Regions from separate parts of the Homo sapiens genome. Here all the other regions are linked to region 3. A link is a loop called in an ENCODE intact Hi-C map of the cell type or tissue named here. Cell type or tissue: B cell. All regions are shown on one strand. Each heading gives the region's core, and the rest is flanking DNA. Links, peaks and the distances in the headings are about the cores only.

Region 1 (6,431 bases), core at 833-5,832, 62 kb after region 3:
TCCTTCCCCCTGACTAAAATTAACCTATGGGAAGTTGAATATTAATCGGGAACATTAATGTTCCAAATGGATTGAGGTTTATATCTAAGTCCAAAGCAGAGAATGGATATCGAGAAGGCATTTGCTATTGAAACCTAGACAAACTCAGGTAAAGTAACCCAGAATCACATGGCAAACGAAAGGCTGACCCAGGCTTTGGGCTAGGTCTGTCTAACTGCAGAGCAGTACTCTCTTGACTCTACTCAACGATCAGAAAATTAAGGAGTATTGATTTTGTTGCTGAACTGCTCTGTGAGTTGACAATGAAGTTGCATGACAAAAAATATAAGAACCATAACATTCAAGCAGACTTCGAGAAAAACAAATTCACTTTATTTATTACCGATAAGGATAGAAAAAATGTGCTTAACACAACAGGCAAAAAATTAGAAATGCAATTTGTGAATTTGACACAGAAACTTGTTTTGCTATAGGTACTCATTTTTTTCACTGTAACGTGCACAGGTATGAGAAGTGTAATTATATATATATATATATATATATATATATATATATATATATATTCTTTTCCTGTCTTTAAAAGGACATACTTTTTTCGTGGTGATAGTAATTAAAATCCATCCTTTAAAAAAATTTCAGGTATACAATATAGTATTATTAACTGTAATCACCATGCTGTACATTAGATCTCCAGAACTTATTCATCCTGCATAACTGGAAAATTATACCCTTTGGCCAATATTTCCCCATTTTGTCCAATCCCCCAGCTCTTGGCAACCACCATTCTATTTTCTACTTCTATGAGTTAGACTTTTTTAGTTCCACATATAAATGAGATCATATAGTATTTTTCTTTCTGTGTCTGGCTTATTTTTTCTTAGCATTATGTCTTCCAGGTTCTCCTATGTAGTCACGACTGGCAGAATTTCCTTCTTTTCTATGGTATGACTGAATAATAGTCTTTTATATGGATATAGATGAATAAATATCCCATTTTCTTTATCCATTCATCTATCAATTATACCTCAATAAAACTGGAGAGAAAAAGATCAGAAAAGGACATACAGTTTAATGAAATGGCTTAAATTTCATTTCTAAAATTGTTCCAATTTTTTTTAATTTAAAAGCTACAATTGTCAAAAACATCATTAACAATCTAAATGTTCTAGAATAGAAGATGAGTTGGAACAATTGAAGCTTTTTTTCTATGCAGATGGGAATTAGCTGAGCCAGCATAGTCTTTGGTTCAGAAAGGCTAAATGTCTACTTTGATGTTATTCAGCTATTAACTAGTAGAGCCAAGAATTGACCTGAGGTTCATTATATCTTTTTCTTTTTCGTTAGATTTGCTTGGGTTTTATCTTCTTTACCATTTTCTAAAGCTTATTTTCTTATTGATGTCCTTATTATTTGTATTGACTTTTAGTGTTCAATATATTCCTTTTGCTTTCCTAGGTGCTTAACTAATATTTATTGAATAAATAAATGGATAATCACTCTGGTTATTGTTGGCATATAGACCATATATATATATGTATATACACACATATATATATATAGATGACCCTTGAACAAAACAGATTTGAATTGTGCGGGTCCACTTATTCATGGATTTTCTTCTGCCTCTGCCATCCCTGAGAGAGCAAGACCAACAATTCCTCATCCTCCTCTTCAGCCTACTCGACCTAAAGATGATAAAGATGAAGACCTTTATGTTAATCCACTTCCAATGAATGAATAGTAAATATATTTTCTCTTCTTTATAATTTTCTTAATAACATTTTCTTTTCTCTAGCTTACTTTGTAATGAGAATACAGAATAAAATACACATAACACACAAAATATTTGTTAATCAACTGCTTATGTTATTGGGAAGGCTCCCAGTCAACAGTAGGCTATTAATAGCTAAGTTTGGGGGGACTCAAAAGTTACATGTGGATTTTCAGCTGCATGAGGGTCAGCACCCCAATCCCTGCATTGTTCAAAGCTCAACTGTATGTGTATATGTGTGTGTGTGTATATATGAGTGTGTATATATGTATATATGTACAGATACACACACATATATATTCGGTTATCTCATGATACATTACATTGTCTTTTTTAATATAACAATTTAATTGAGATATAAGTCATTGGCTATACAATTCACTCATTTTAAAGTATAAAATTCAATGGTTTTCAGTGTATTAACAGACTTGTACATCCATCCCTACAGTCAATTTTAGAACATTTTCATCACTCCAAAAAGAAACTCCATATTGATTAGCAGTCATTCTCTAGTCATCTCTGCCCCACCACCATTAAAGAGTACCTAATTTAATTTCTGTTTCTGTAGATTTGCCTATTTTGATATTTCATACAAATTGAATCATACAATATGTAATCTGCCCTGACAGACTTCTTTCACTTAGCGTTATATTTACAAGGTTTATTCCAGTTGTAGCACATTCAGTACTTCATTTATTTTTATGGCCACATAATATTTCATTGTATGGATATGCCACATTTTATTTATTCATCTATCAGTTTTAGGACATTTGGGTTTTTTTCTACATTTTTAGGTATTTTAATTACTGGTGCACTAATGTACAAGATTTTGGTGGGAATGCATGCTTTTATTTCTCCTGGGTATATACCTGGGTTGGAATTGCTGTGTCCTATGGTAACTCCATATTTAACTTTTTGAGGAGCTACCAGACTGTTTGCCAAAGTGGCTGCCTCATTTGCCATTTCTACCAGCAGTGTAGAGGTTCCGTTTGTCATTGTTTTAATGTTGTTTATCATTAAATATGTGCTTTCCTAGCAATGTTGTATAAAGTTTGGAGGAGATTTCCTGATATTCTTAAAGGAAGAAAAGTCATTCTCCTTGGAGGAAATCCAAATTGATCACAGGTTGGTCAGGAGATGTTTGACTAATGAGGTCAATGAACATCAGAAATGACTGGAATCTTTTCCAAAGAGGGCGTGAGAAGAGGGCTGTGAAATGCCCAAAGACATATTTGAATGTTTGAGGTCAAGAATTCATGGATGAACACCATCTATAGTGTTTTCATGCTTTCCACAGAGTTAGAGTTTGGTTTATCTTACGTCAGGGAATTCCCTATGAAAAACACTTTGAAATTTTGTATTTTTTTTAGTAGCCATCAATAAGTCTGTAAATATTATTGATTCGTTCAACAGAGATGGGGCCTACAAATATACGTTTGGTGAAAGACCTCAAATGTGTCCCATAAAATCTCAGCATTTGGATCATTATTGTATGCAGTATTTCCTGGAGAGAATGGCTTAAGATGAAGACTAACATTCATTTTCAAGATCCTTTGTTGGAAGCTTAACCAATTGGATTAACTTAAAAGAGTGTGCTGGGCATGGTGACTCACACCTGTAATCCCAGCACTTTGGGAGGCTCAGGAGGGTGGATCACTTGAGGTCAGGAGTTTGAGACCAGCCTGGCCAACATGGTGAAACGCTGTCTCTACTAAAAATACAAAAATTAGCCAGGTGTGGTGGCGCATGTCTGTAATCCCAGCTACTCGGGAGGCTGAGGTGGGAGAATCGCTTGAACCCGGGAGGCAGAAACTGCTGTGAGTCGAGATTGTGACACTGCACTGCACTGCACTGCACTGCAGCCTGAGTGACAGAGTGAGACTGTGTCTCAAAAAAAAAAAAAAAAAAAAAAAAAAAAGACTGCTGGCCAAAATGACATTTAACAAAATTCAAAATGCAGAACAGAGGCACATTGTTTATTTAGTAAAATCCTACAAGGAATGAAAACTTTATCACTAGATGCAATGAAATCTGGCAATGACCAAATTGTGTGTTTGGATTCTTTCTAGTTTGATCTTCTAGGAAGACGGTTAATTTTTTGTCACAAGAAAGAAAAGAGCAACAGAAACAACAAAATAATAAATAACTCAAAAGGATCTCAAAATACTTTTTGTAATAAATGTATAAGCAAATAATATGGGATATTATTTTTATCTGTAAATATTATATTTTGACATAATACGCTAAAGGTAAATTTCTCCTTTAGAAGCTACATCTTTTCAGAGAAGATCTCACTAACAAAGCAAGAGTAGAAATTTTTGTTGTTATTTTTGCAAGTCTTGACACCGCTTTTCTTGTTAGACTTCTATAAATTCACGAAACAACTTTTGCAATAATCTGTTATTAGGATTAAAAAAAGTATCTTTGCCTCTCTATTGCTGGTTTAAGGTACATTTCCAAATTCTTTTTTTCTTTCATCAGAAGACAGGAAGACATCATTCATAATTTTCTGTCTAGCTAGTTTTCTTGCTTTTATCTATGGCCTCTTTCAAGCACTCCTTTGAGGCACTAAATCCGTTTAATACTTTTGCTATGAATGAGCCTTGTTAAATAAGACCATCGAGCTTTTACCATTTGCCAATTTTTCATGCCTTCTGGTATGTATTGGCTAGATTTCACAAACTATTTGAAAAGTAATCCTTAGTAAGATGATTTTAATGGTAACAAATTACATCCATGACACTTCTGTATAACAGTAAAAATCACCAACTCTTAAGTTTGGGTCCAAAATATATAACATATTCAAAAATAAATTAAAAACAGGTATTTCAATGTACAGTTCATTGGTGATGAATGAAATGCATAATGTATGTGGAAATCATTGATTGAATTAGCACTTAGAGGAGAGATGGAGATGGAGTTAAATTTTAGTTACTTAGGGGAAAATCCTTTTACTTAAAAGCCTTGGGAATACAAAATAAATAGCAGCATAAATAATTTTACAAAGCATCAATAATAAATGCACTGAATAAAAGGAAAATGACCAGATCAAGTCCAGTCATGAGATATCTCAAAGTAAAGTTTTATAAGGGGAAAAAAAGGAAATGTGTAGATGTTGCTGATGACTTCAGGGAATCTTTGTGATGTGGATTCTGTTTTGTTTTGTTTTGTTTTGTTTTGTTTTGCTGTCGAAGTGTGTGTGTTGTGTGTGAACTGAATAGGCCACAGAAAGATAAAATTAAACATGTTGAAACAGGAGAATTTCCTGATCCTCCTCACAGAACATGCTACAGGGGTGTGGCTCGCCTGTTCAGTCTCCCCTGCTGCTGCTCAAACTCCTGACAGGAGGGGGAGCACGCAGACAGGCAGGTGCAAAAGCCAGGGTGAGTGCTTTGGGCTCTGGCCCCTTGGGAGTGTCTAGGGGTGAGTACCTGCGGCCCCAGTGTTACAATGCTCTTTTAGCCTTACCATCCACAGACTGCTTAAGTGTTAACCAGCTCAATGGACTCTCTACCTTTTAGCAAGGGCAGAGGGCCGGTGTGACAGCTTTCTGTATACCAAACTCTTGCCCAGAGTCCTGGAAGTATCGGGTCACACATGGGCTTGAAGGATGAATGCAGGGTTTTTTTTTTAGTTTTTTATTTTTTATTTATTTTATTTTATTATTATTATACTTTAAGTTTTAGGGTACATATGCACAATGTGCAGGTTTGTTACATATGTATACATGTGCCGTGTTGGTGTGCTGCACCCAATAACTCGTCATTTAGCATTAGGTATATCTCCTAATGCTATCCCTCCCCCCTCTGCCCACCCCACAGCAGTCCCCGGAGTGTGATGTTCCCCTTCCTGTGTCCATGTGTTCTCATTGTTCAATTCCCACCTATGAGTGAGAACATGCAGTGTTTGCTTTTTTGTCATTGTGATAGTTTGCTGAGAATGATGGTTTCCAGTTTCATCCATGTCCCTACAAAGGACATGAACTCTTCATTTTTTATGGCTGCATAGTATTCCATGGTATATATGTGCCACATTTTCTTAATGCAGTCTATCGTTGTTGGACATTTAGGTTGGTTCCAAGTCTTTGCTATTGTGAATAGTGCCGCAATAAACATACGTGTGCATGTGTCTTTATAGCAGCATGATTTATAGTCCTTTGGGTATATACTCAGTAATGGGATTGCTGGGTCAAATGGTATTTCTAGTTCTAGATCCCTGAGGAATCCCCACACTGACTTCCACAATGGTTGAACTAGTTTACAGTCCCACCAACAGTGTAAAAGTGTTCCTATTTCTCCACATCCTCTCCAGCACCTGTTGTTTCCTGACTTTTTAATGCAGGGTTTTATTGCGTGGTGGAGGTGGCTCTCAGTGGGATAGATGGGGAGCTGAAAGTGGGGTAGAGTGGAAGGATGATCTTCCCCTGGAGCCTGGCCGTCCGGCAGCCAAACCCCTCTCCTACCACCCCCAGTCGAACTCCTCTTGGCATTGGGACGTTCCTCTTCCTCTCTCTCTGCTGCGTTGTTCTGCCGTTCATCTGCCTGTTTCCTCATCTCCTCATCTGCTTGTCTGCTTCTGGAGCCTGGGGTTCAGGGTTTATATGAGTACAGGATAAGGTGGAGTGGCAGGCCAAAAGGCAGCTTTTTGGGAGCAAGAACAG
Region 2 (6,431 bases), core at 537-5,536, 190 kb before region 3:
TTTTGTTCCTATGATTTGTTTAAAAACTTACTCTTTATGCAGAAAACAGAACTATTCTCTGATTTTTTTTTCTAGAAGGTGTTTAAGGCTTTGTCTTTAACATTTAAGTTTTTATTATACATAAGTATCACATATGTACCTATATATAAAATTATATATGTATACACACATTTTACTGAGGTTTAATTCACATATAATAAAATACATACCTATTTAAAGTGTATAGTTTGGGTTTTGACAAATGCATACACTCGTAACCACTACCACAAGCAAGAGGTCGAATATTTGCATCACCTCAAAAAGCTCCCTTTACAGTCTGTTGCTCCCAAGTCACCTGGCCCCAACCAACCACTTATCTGTTGAATAACCAGAGATTAGTTTTGTCTTTTATAAGAATTTCATATAAACGGAAACTTACAGTGTGTATTATTTTGCATCTGGCTTCTTTCACTCAGCATAATGTAAATGAGATTTATCCATGTTGTTGTATGTAGCAGTAGCTGTTTCCTTCTTACTTTCTATTTGCTGAGTCTCATTCTATTCTATTGTGGGATAGTCCATAATTTGTGCATCTATTTACCCATTAATAAACTGTTGCAGTTTTTTTTAAATTATTTTGAAAAAAGTTGTCATGAATATTTGTATTCAAGTTGTTGTATGAGCATATGTTTATATATCTTGAAAAAACAGCCAGGAATAATAAGTTAATATTTAACTTTATAAAAAACTACCAAAATATTTCAAAAGTAGTCCTATTTTGTATTCCACCAGCCATGTATGAGAATTCAAGTTTCTTCACATTCTCTCCCACACTTGGTATTGATAGTCATTAATTTTAGGCATTTGAATGTGTGTTTAGTAATATCTCATTGTGGCTTCTGTTTGCAGGAAATTGGTTTTTGTGATGTATGGGAGGGATTCAATTTCATTCTTTTTTTTCATCTGATCAACCAATTGTCTCAGTACCATTTAGTATATAATACAAAATTCCTCATCGATATGCAATGATAGTTCTATCATATCCTGAGATGATACTAAAACTGTAAAAACTGCTATGAAAATGGGCACTCTACTTTTTATAGAGCTTGGAGTAAAATGTAAAAGTTTAACAGGCATATTTAATTTCATGCTTTAAGTTAATCAATATTTTAATAAGCTTCCTTTAGAAATTAGAATGCTTGTTAGTAAAGTCATCACTTATTCAACCCTAACTTATTCTCTTCTTGCTCAGTGTCTTATCTATTTTTTTCTCTTTTAAAAAATTCTTAGCCTTGAAGCTTTAGATGTGTTTTTTAAAAATCCTATATTTTATCTATAATTTTCAGTGGTCTATACTTCATCTGTACTCCAGATATGTGGTTAACAATATTGCTGGCTGTGAACGTCCTCTTCGTTTTAAGATTTATTCTTCCTCTGAGTAAAAGAGAAGTAGGTGTCCTAGAGAGAGAATTTGAAAAATATGGAAAAAATGAAAGTATGAAGGTGAAAACTAAAAATCACCTGTAATCTTTCCTCCCAGACATAATCATAATCTGCATTTTTAGTTTCCATTTGTTTATCAAAATTAGACATACAAATGTTAAAGAAAAAGTAATTTGGAATCATTTAGTGTTCAAGGTTAGTCTTTAGCACTTTCTCCTTCTCAATTATATCTTTAGTGTACGCTTTAACATTCTTTAAGTATGTAGTTTGTGCTAGAAGCATTATTAAGACTTTTGCATTTGACTACTGTTAAATTGTAAAATTAAAACCTAATGAAAAGTATTTACAGAATTGTGACTGTATATTTGGAAATTTTAATATAAATAAAATTATTTTAAGACATAAGGCCAATAATAAAATATATGTAGCTATAGTCACAATTGGGAAAATATGTTGTAAAATACATGATTTGCAATATTATTTGAGTTAAGAACTATGTTTGGTCTATTTCTGAGTCAAGAATGTTAAATTGTGCTAATGTTTAGTTTTATATCACATTTTTTAGTAGAAACCCTATAGTGCAGTAAATAGTGTAAATTGAATTAATTTGTTTTTATGTTTCCATGACAAAATTTATACTTTCATCTTCAAAGTAGATGCTTCAAATTTATTTTCTAATATTTAAATTCCCTAGTTAAGAGTGGAGACAAGAAGATTTAAAATGTCTAATCTCTTAGGGTTTAGAAATACAAGCAATTATTGTGTGTGTTGGATTTATTACTTTTGTAGATTAAAATCAATGGGATTTTTGCAATTAATGACAAAATTGCATATAATGGTCTTTTGGTATTAATAGACTTAGTAAGCCATCTGTAGCAGTTTTCAATTCTCAACATAATTGCATAGAGTAGTTTGTTTTCCAAGGAAAAATCTCTAGACAAACTATGCCTCATTTTACTTCTATTTTAAGCTAATCCCCTGACTGAATCTTAGATGTATGAGTTACTCTTCTTTGAAGATTTGGGAGTTTGCAGAAGTGTGGAGATAATAAAATCATGATTTGATAAGTTGCATACTGTTCAGGGATGGCAGGTTCTTCCTATACCAATGTCAGTGTTTTATTGTTTCTGTATGTGTGTGGGTGGGGTAGGGGAAAGGTGAAAATAACATTCTCTCCTTCCATTTGGGTGCACAAGTTTATCATTTAGACTTAAGAATGTGTCATCTATCTAGAAATCAGTTGGATGAAATGGAATCTGTGAACTCACATTTAGTTATGTGACACAGATGGTCATTTTTCTCCTAACATGTCAATGTGTGCCTGTGAATGAAATCCAAAGACCCTTTTGTTTTTCCTAGTGTGAACTTCAGGTACAAGAGTTGAGTTGTTCTTACTCAATTCATAGTAATCTCATTGTTATATTTTGGTTGTTTGACTCTCCAAATCTCGTTGAAATTTAATCCCTAATGTCAGATGTGGGGCCTAATAGGAGGTGATTGGGTCACGGGTGCAGATCCCTCATGAAAGTCTTGGTGCTGTCTTCGCTGCAGTGAGTGAGTTCTTGCTCTATTGGTTCCCAGAGAGCTGGTTGTTAAAAAGAGCCTGGCACCTCCCTCCTCTCTCTTACTTCCTCTCTTGCCATGTGATTTCTGCACAGACCTGCTCGCTTTCATTTTCCCTGAGTGGAAAAGCCTGAAGCTTTCATGAGATGCCCAGTCTTCTGGCCAGCAGAATTGTGAGCCAAAATGGACTGTTTTTCTTTATAAATTACCCAGTCCCAGGTATTTCTGCACAGCAACACAAACTGAATTAAGACACTTATCATTGCTTTACCTTTTATCTTCTACGGTGTTTTCTTTCTTTTATCTTCTACCCTGATTCTAACCTATATATAGGCATCATCTTCATTGAATTTAACATATAACATACCATGTTATATGTTGTTCATATGTTCATTTAGGTATATGTCTGTAACAAACATGCTGCTTTATTTTGGGGTGTCTTCAGTTTATGTAGATGATTTTATGCTACAAAATACACTCCTAATATTTTCTCTCAACATTAAAAATATTTATTATTAAATATTATTTGTTATTTTATGTTTCCATTATATGTATTTATTACATTTTACTTACCCATTCATTTAGTGATCAAAACCTTGTAGGCCTCCAGCATCTTGGTATGAGAAAAAATGCTTTAACTATCATCTTCATATGTGGCTCACTCTTTAAGGACGATTGTTGAGTGCTGGGATGTTCTCACACTCAATGTTCTTCCACCAGTAGTTCACGAGGCTTTCAGTAGTTGATGCTATCTGACCTTTTACATTTTGCCATTCTAATAATGTATGTAAAGTGGCATCTCCTTTTAATTCGCATTTCTCTGATTACTAATAAGGCTAAACATCATATTCTTATAAACCATTTAAGGTTTTCATTTTTGTAAATTGCCTATTCATAGCCTTGCTCATTTTACTTATAGATTTCCATTTTTTTCTTGATGATTTATGAGAATTCCTTTTATATTTTTGTACTTATTCCCTTGACTGTCTTAAACATTGTGAATGTCTTCCATTAGTCTGTCATTCATATTTTGTTTATGACATGCTTCACTGAACATGAATCTTTCATGAAATTTGATTGCATTAAAATTAATTTTTCCCTTTATAGTATCTATTTTGACTATTTTAAAAACTGATTTCCTAATCTACCCCCAAGGTCTCAAATATATTCTTTTGTATTTTTTCTTTAGCTTTATAGTTTTGTATATACTGTGTTTTTCCATTTATATACAGAATTTACTTCATAATGCATCTTATTCCTACTGATTTATGATGCCTCTTTATTACAAAACTAATATATTGTTTCCCACTGGCTTAATAGTCTATTCTTGCACCAATTACTACCTATTTATTGATCCATCTCTATCTATTCATCTATCCATCTGTCTATTCTATCAACTATCTTTAATTGTTTGGCTTCGTAATATCTGCTAAAGCAAGTTATTCATTTTCTTTTTCTAAACTGTCCTGCTGACTGATTCTGTGTTCTTACTTATAATTGTGGGAAGAGCCTATGAAATTGCAAATTTTACTCAATTCTGTTTTTGGAATGACATGATATAAATAGAGTAGTCTGAGTGACAATTGATGTGTTTTAACCATTTAATGGTTTCATCCTTGAACATAGCATAACTTTCTACTCAGTTTTAAAAATCTTTAATAGAGTTATTTTTTCCTGCACTTGTTAGGAAGACATTTTATTTATTTGTTTTTCAACTTTTGAGTTCAGGGGTACATGTGCAGGTTTGTTATATAGGTACACTTGTGTTATGGGCGTTAGTTGTATAAATTATTTCATCACCCAGGTGTTAAGCCTAGTACCCATTAATTATTTTTCCTGATCCTCTCCCTCTTCCCTCTCTCCACCCTCCTATAGGCCCCAGTGTGTGTTGTTCCCCTCTATATGTCCATGTTTTCTTATCATTAAGTTCCCATTTATAAGTGAGAACATGTGGCATTTGGTTTTCTATTCCTGCATTAGTTTGCTGAGGATAACGGTTCCACCCATGTCTGTGCAAGGACATGATCTCATTCTTTTTTATGGCTGCATAATATTCCATGGTGTATATGTACCACATTTCTTTACTCAGTCTAACATTGATGGGCATTCCATATCTTTGCTATTGTGAATAGTGTTGCAATGAACATATGCATGCCTGTGTCTTTATAATAGAAAAATTTATATTCTGTTGGGTATATATCTTGTAATAGGATTGCTAGGTCAAATGATAGCTCTGTTTTTCAGTCTTTGAGGAATCACTACACTGAAGAAAACATTTTATTTAGGGTGATTCCTAGATATTTATTTGATATTTTGCTGTGGCAGTGACTAGTATTTTGTTTTCTATTATATAATTTAGTTAGTTGTATTGGTAAAGATATGTCTATGGATATTCTTATTAATAGTTTACTTACAAGATTTCATAAACTTATTAGTAAAAGTATCTACTTTCTTCAATGTTCTAGGTAAGAAATAATATAATCTAAAAATTACAATTTCACCTTCTTCAAAATCTTCATACTTCTAACCTATTTTCTTTGTTTTGTGGCATTAATCAAGTCTTCTAGTACTACATTAAATAGTGGTGGTATTTCTGATATTGTACTATTGATTATGTATTTGCTGTAGAATTTTGGGCAGATATTTATCAAGTTAGGAGAGCCTTCTATTGTTTCAGTTTTTCTCAGTTTTTTTGTTGCTTTGTTTTGTTATTTGGTTTTCTTTAAATAATCCTGTAAAGTATTGAGATTTTTCAGATGCCTCCCTGCATCCATTGGAATGATCATATATTTTTTCTGCTTTAGACCATTAATATGGGGCATTATGACGACTAGATTTTCTTATGTTACAGTTGCTACATTCCTGGGATAAAATCTGTTTGACTGTGATACAGACATTTTAATATAGCATTAGAACAGTAAATGTATATCTTATTTAGGATTTTGGGATCTATGTTCACATACTAAAATGATCCTATAATGTCATTTTCTTATATCCAGGCTTTGGTTTGAGGTTAATAATTAGCTTTGTTATATGATCAGGAAGCTTACATTCTTTTTCTACTTACTAGAATTTTTTGAATAAGATAGAGATCATCATTGTCTTCATAGCATCTGATAATGAACCTAGGGTTGATTCACAGGGAAGTTATTGACAGCTTTATGTCTATCACAATGTGATAGACACACACAGTGGTAAATACATAACAACCACCTTTCCAGGGTTTGTGTTGGGGGTGGGGAGTAGGGAAAATTCCTGATTTAAGTGTTTTCCGGTTTTTGTAGTGTAAATATTGCTACTACGCCCTATTTCAAGCTATCAATGTGAGTCGCTGAATGTGAAGTTGCAGAGATATGCACCGTCAGCTCCTGTGACCTGGCACAGGCTGGCTCCAGCCAACCACCTGTCTGTCAACACAGAGACTATGGCAACCTCTAGAGAGGAGT
Region 3 (6,431 bases), core at 999-5,998:
GTTCCTTCTGGTAGACCCCAATGTGTCATCACTTTTCCGTCAAGCGCTGGTGCAGCTTTGTTTTTTTGTTTGAGCCATCTGATCTAATCCATTCTGTCTTCTTATATTGAAATTAACAAGGCATATACCCTGAGGCATAGGCCTTATCTACAACAGTGAGGCACAAATGAACTTGAACATGAGGTCAATCAAGTGCACAAAATACATCACACAGTTTTTCCAAGGCTCACGCTGTGTCTATAATTGCCCCTTGTTCTGTCATTAGAGCGCCCTTACAAGTCATTATTTTGAGTCAGCAGAGCTACAGGGAGTATTCTTCCTGATGGTTAGTATAAACTTGAATTGATAACATAAATATCTCCCAGCACAAAACACAAGTAGCAGGTATTTAGATTAGATCTAATAAAGTGTGCAGCTGTTCAGTCTCTTTATGAATCTCAGCTAAAACAATAATCACATCTTTCAATATGGGTTCTCCTTCAGTAGCTCTGTGAAAGAGAAGCTATGTTTTTCTAAATGAATGGACATATGCCCTATTAGAATTTGCCTGTCTGCTTTTATCCTAGATTGTTACTGTTTTTATTTGGCCAAGACCAACATTATTCACATTTCGTGGGATTTTTTCCTTAGTCAGCATGGTATAAAAGTTATTCCACTTTAAATTAGAAGCATCATTTATTCATGTGTTTTGTGGAGGGAGGAGGTATGAGTTTAATGCCAAAATTATATACCAAGTTTGTAGCCTCAAGCACATTTTTAGAAGTATTACCTTTGCTGGGAAAGGAGAATTCAGATGTCCTCCTCAAAAAATGGCAGCTGACAGGGCTCAGATGAGGCTGATAGAGAAGAATGCAATATTTTCTTCACGTGGATCTAGCCCCTGGACAAAAACAAAGTAATGGAAAGAATGGAGAGGGAAGGCCCCAGTGATTTGGAAATATCCATGCACTCAAATGAGGACACTAAGTTGTTTTTTAAAAAGTGACCATATTATGTGAATCAACACCGCTGAGGTCCAATTACTTGGCTTTGGAAAATATATCTTATCTCTTTGAATGTCTTTTCTTAATTGTAAAATGAAGGGATTAGAATGGAGAATGCAAAATAGTGGCCTGTGGTCTGGATCAGATCCATAGAAATGGTTGTGTTTGAGCTATGTCATTAAAAAAAATTAGCTGCTGATTTTTAAAAATTAGATTTCACTTTCTTAGGTTCTTATCTGAATTTCTGTATCAGTTATCTATTACCATGCTAACAGTGGGTAACAAACAACCTTCTATAATCTGCTTATTGAGTCTACTGGCCTGGATTAGCTTTTTTTCATGCAAAAGTAAGTATGAAGTTACTGCATAATTACATTGCTTAGATACAGAAAGAGTGGGGAGGGTCATTTTTGTCATCTACCACATTTTATCACATTTCATATGTGGCAACAATGGGTAAGTCTGGGTAGCAGCTACCAGCTTTAGATGATCATAAATTTGCCAATTTGTGATAATACCTACCCCCTCCTTATTATTTCTCTGAGACTAGGACCAATGATGGTTTGTCATTATCAGGGCACTTTTGCTGTAACTTTCCTTAAATTATATTCTGTACCCATGCCTTTATGAAAAGCGGCCACAAGAGGCACAACAAACTAGCCATATCTTTTTTTTTTACATGCAGATTGCTTCATTCACTTATGCTATTTGCCCAGACTCTGGCGTCATCTGAGTTTGGGACCCAAATGATTTATAATTTTGAAACAGTCTTCAGGACTTTAGAATACAAGTAGAACAAATGCATTGGAAATCTTCACACAGTCTGAATAAACAGAATGTTCATAATGAAACTGTAAAGTTTGTAAAAATATTCCTGCGAAAGCTGGAAAGAGCTGTTAGTTAGAGTGCAAACACACACAATTGATTTGCTCCATAAACATCAATTTAACTTCTACCATGGATAAATATCCATATCCTACAGAGATAATGGATGGGTTTTTAGAAAAAAAAGTGCTAATCCAGGCCAATAGACTAAAAAAAATAAACAGATTAAAAACATCCTTTTTGTTTTTTTCCACATTGCCTTGCATTATGTCTCTCCGAGAAAAGCTTTTGGGCATGAATTGCCAATATCTACCACAAAACATTTATTTTCTCTCTTCTTACTGTCCTCCAGGCTAAGAGAAAGATGTATTCCCAAGCGTTCTGTAAGTCTGTCTTTATCTCTCATTTCTCGCCCCTTTAGGGCCTCAGTCCATTTATTATTCATTGTATTATTCCTTCTTCTTCATGCAGCCTTTTGGATATGTGTGGATATGTATATATATGTATGTATATATACGTATACATACATATATATGCCTATATACAACTTTCTTTTATCACTATGATCACTCTAAGTTATATCATGTTTGCATGTTTTTGTGTGGTAGAGAAGAAGACAATTAGTTTAGGGTAAGATAATTAGCTATGGGGAAGTTAATTTGTTAAAGAGGCAGGCTTGTGGACAGTTAATCTACTTTCATGCCTCAGTTTTGTCATCTGTGTAGTTGGGGATAATGGTTTGTAATGTAAATAGAATACGACCCAAATCATAGTATTAATATTTGCTATTACTATTGTGAATATTACTGCTATTGCTGTTCATGTACCTGTCATTCCAGAAATTGTGTAGAAACACAAAGATAGAGTTAACATGATTTAGGTATGTGCTTTTAGCATCTTTCTATTCCTTCTTTTCACTTGTCCCCCAGCCCCCATTTCCTGTAAAAGGATATTTCTTTGTTTTGCCTCTACATTAGAGTATTTTACTTTTCTTAAATGAATATAATTTAAAAGCTGTTTTTCTCTCTAAAAATATACATACCAACATCCCACTCCATTGCTAGGCTTTGGGAGGAGACTTATGAGCGCTCCTTCCCCCATCCCTCCACACCCTGCTGAAACAGGAGAGTTCCCTTATCTCCCTCACAGGGCGTGTAGTGGCAGGGGTGTGGCCGGTTTCTTCAGTGCCCTGGTGCTCAAAGCCCTAGGGGCAACTTGCAGATGAGCAGATGGTGGGGAGTGTTTTTGGACTCCGACCCCATGGCAACATCTAGGGTTGAGTGTTCACAGCTCCTGAAGCCCCAGTGGGCGTGTGTTACAGTGTGCTCTTTCAGCCTTGCCATCTGCAGGTAGCTTGTGTTAATCAGCTCAATTAGACCCTCTTCCTTACCACAAGGACAGAGGGCTTTCTGTATCCTGGGTTCTTTCCCTTGTGTACTGGAAAAATCGGATCACACGGGGGCTTGGAGAATGAGTGCAAGATTTTATTGAGTGGTGAGGGTAGCTCCCAGTGAGATGGATGGGGAGCCAGAAGGGGGATGGGGTGGGAAGGTGCTCTTCCCCTGGAGTCGATCCTGCCCAGCGGCCAAACTCTCCTCCAGATGCCCCTGGCTGAATTGGCATCCACGTTGTTCGGCCATCACTGGCCTGCCGGTGTCTGCTGGTGTGTTCTTCTGCTCCTCTCAATGTCCAGCCGCCTGTGTGTGTGCCTGCTACGGTCCAGGGTTTTTATGGGCACAGGATAGTGGGTGTGGTGGGCGAAAAGGCAACATTTTGGGCACAGAAACAGAAATGCCTGTCCTCATTTAGGTCCGTGGGCACAGATCTGAGGGTGGAGCCCTCACCAGGGACCCCACCCTTCTCTACCCAGCACTTCCCTGCCCCCCGTCCGGTATCACTTCTAGAGTGAGGGAGATTGCTCTGTAAACCAGCCTAATTGCTCTCCAGGAAGCTCTAGCCTTGTGGTAAGCTCAAGGTTCCCTTTTGCAGTCAGTTTGAAATATGACACCCTGGTAAATTCTATGCTTCACTAAGGACATTACATTTCTCCCCAGAGTAGGAGTCCTGTGACCCTCGATCGTTTTAGTGCCAATACAGTGCCTTTGTGTGGTGGCTTCACCATCGCTAGCAAGGCCATATCAACCCTCTCTATGGCATAAACACATAGAGAGGGATGCATTATTGTTCCTTAGTTGGTGATTTTCAATGAGCAAATATAAGCATCCAGGACAGTTTATGTCCCCTTAGTATGTTACAAAAGACCTCTATTATTACCTAGAGCAGCGTGTGTTCTGCAGATAACCCATTCAGAGGGTTATTTTGCCAAAAAAACAAAACAAATCCTTCCTCAAATGTATTTGTGAAGTGTTGCAAGTTGCTGTCCTCAGAGTGATTTGATTACAAACAAAGGATCTCTGGCTACCAAGCCTGAGTGGAATTCTGTGGAAGGATATGTGGCAGCTCAGAGCACTGAAGGAGGCCTGAACCTCTAGGCCCTGGGAAGGAAGGGGAACCCCTTAGCAGGAATAAAGTAGTGATGCTTCATGGCCCTAAGTTTTACCTCTGTGTCCATCTGCTAAAAGTGGCACATTCCTCAGAGGGAGAACCTGATTTGCCTACACTGGGTCATTTTGAGACAGGCAGGCTGTCTGGTTTCCTGTTTTGCTGTGGTTTAGAGGAGAAGGAACAAGCCTCTTACCCAAGCTGTAGCTTACCCAACTTCCAGCCAATCAGCAACAAAAGACCCAAGAAGCCATTAACCTCAAGTCCCTGGTTTAGCGGGTTAGGGACTGCTCCAGGGTCCTGTCTGCGCAGTTCAACTTAAAGTTACCCCTCCCTCATTTTAATGCTAAAGATCATACCCAAGGATGGGGATTTAAAATTTCATTATGTTACATGAGATGTATGAAGAAACATGTAAGGCCACTATGCAAGCACCAGAGAAGCCCCTCCTATACATGCCCTGCTGAAACCCTTTCTTTCCCATAGAAAGGCCCTATAAAACTAATCTACATACTACCCTGAGGGAGCAGCCATATCTACTAGTTTAGAAAAGGGTGGTATGAACTGAACGCTCTGATAAAAAAAATCCCAGTGCAAGCAGCATTTTGCTCCCAAAAGGAAAAGTAGGGGTGATGAGGGAGGAACAGACATGCATGTATCACACACCTCCCTTTTGGAGTTTCACAATGCACATTTCCTCTGAATACTCTTGACAGTGAAGAAATCTGTTCAACAACATTTAACTTACCCCTTTTCATATTTTTTGTTTTTGTGTAGTATCTATTACCCTCAGAAGAAACTAGTACACCATTGTATACCCCCTGGAAATGCTGACATATCTCTTGGACATCACACTTTAATCTTTGATTGGATTCCTCCTATCTCTATATTGCTATTTCTTAATCCTTTGATAGGATTATCTTAACAGTGTCCCATTTTTAAAGATAACCACTATGGGTAATATGGGTGTTCATTTCTTAATCACTTTGAATTTAAAAAGTGTTTTTAAAGGTGCTGTTTGGGGGCCATCTGTCTTTCTTCCCTCCTCTGTGCCATTGTCCCGGTCTACGATGCTTCTCCCATTTCTGAAGTCCTTTGGAAAGTCGTTTGTACTCTCTGGCTCATCTTTGCACACTTCACTCTCAGCTTTGAGGCCATACACGAATATGGCTCCTGACAAAACCTTCTTTCTCAGGACTTTCTGTTTTTCTTGTTGTTGTTGACCTCGAACCCTTTCTTGCGTCTCAAGTGGACGTATTCTGTAAATACTGCCACTCACAGGGTGGCCCCCACTTGCCCTGCATCTCACTGCTGTCTCATTCTTTTGTGCATGTGTCACTTTACTTATTGATTATTTGATCTTTCTTCCATCCAGGGTACCTTAGATATACTTTTTCAGGTCGTTTCAGGATTTGACTTGTAATAGCAAATTCTGAGTTGACAGCAACTCTGGAAGGAGAGAGAGATGATTCACACAGATTATAACAGTAATAACTGTTTACCAGGTATGAGGCCATCCAGTAGTCTGGGGGATATAACTCAAAACACCAAATTTCAAAATACAGGCAAATGTGTGCATGACTAATGCTTGTTTAATGACTGCTTACTAATGCAATGGTTACTGTCAGGTGATCATCTAACTGGTAGGTAAGTGATGATCATCTTTTATGGGGGGGTTATTTACATCTATCAAGTTGTTTTCATAAGCCTTCCTTTAGGTTTCCTTTCTATCAGTTTCCCACAGCCCATCTCTCATTCTGCTCTTGTATTTCATTTCTTTTGCTTTAAAATTGGAAAGGGACAAAAATTGGCTTCAGAAAATGGACACCTGTTTTATTCCCTCTCTCCTCAAGGCCAAGATAGTTTATTACACTCTACCTTTTTATATTTATTTAACAAAACTCCTAGTAGCAATATAAGGAGAAAGAAAGATAAACCCTTCCAACTCTGGTTTTTGACAGTTTCTCAGTGACATTCTCTATTTATTATACAGTGATGGAGGATAGAATTGAAAGGACTTGCTTGAGTCCTGTCCCCTGGCTTTATGCCATGTATCTAATCTTTTCTAATAGACATCCAGGCTTTGTCTGAATCAGATCAGTAGACACAGTGTTTCAATGT

The links. A loop is a pair of places that touch in the nucleus more often than their neighbours do. Peaks named below come from ENCODE experiments on the same cell type or tissue, not always from the same donor. Only the 100,000 strongest peaks of a DNase experiment are listed, where the experiment ranks them.
Region 1: it touches region 3 in a loop (2.5-fold over the local background); 1 of 110 quality-filtered maps calls a loop at or near these places.
Region 2: a loop joins it to region 3, with 9 times the contacts of the local background. A loop is called at or near these places in 1 of 110 quality-filtered maps.

What each region holds. Positions count from the first base shown.
Region 1 is chr5:163,973,983-163,980,413 of GRCh38, forward strand. No RefSeq gene overlaps it. Among named protein-coding and RNA genes, the nearest start is that of LINC03000, 320 kb to the right of the region's middle. In B cell, for the core only: no CTCF peak of the experiment used is centred there; no DNase peak of the experiment used is centred there.
Region 2 is chr5:163,724,187-163,730,617 of GRCh38, forward strand. The region is part of intron 5 of LOC102724458 (a long non-coding RNA gene); the gene reads left to right. Among named protein-coding and RNA genes, the nearest start is that of MAT2B, 220 kb to the left of the region's middle. In B cell, for the core only: no CTCF peak of the experiment used is centred there; a DNase peak (open chromatin) is centred at 3,035; H3K4me3 peaks cover 1,362 bases; H3K27ac peaks cover 1,799 bases.
Region 3 is chr5:163,912,085-163,918,515 of GRCh38, forward strand. No RefSeq gene overlaps it. Among named protein-coding and RNA genes, the nearest start is that of LINC03000, 380 kb to the right of the region's middle. RefSeq lists enhancers at 3,277-3,406, 3,489-4,035 and a silencer at 4,387-4,496. In B cell, for the core only: a CTCF peak has its summit at 1,640; DNase peaks (open chromatin) are centred at 1,617, 3,057, 3,757 and 4,447; H3K4me3 peaks cover 3,756 bases; H3K27ac peaks cover 4,865 bases.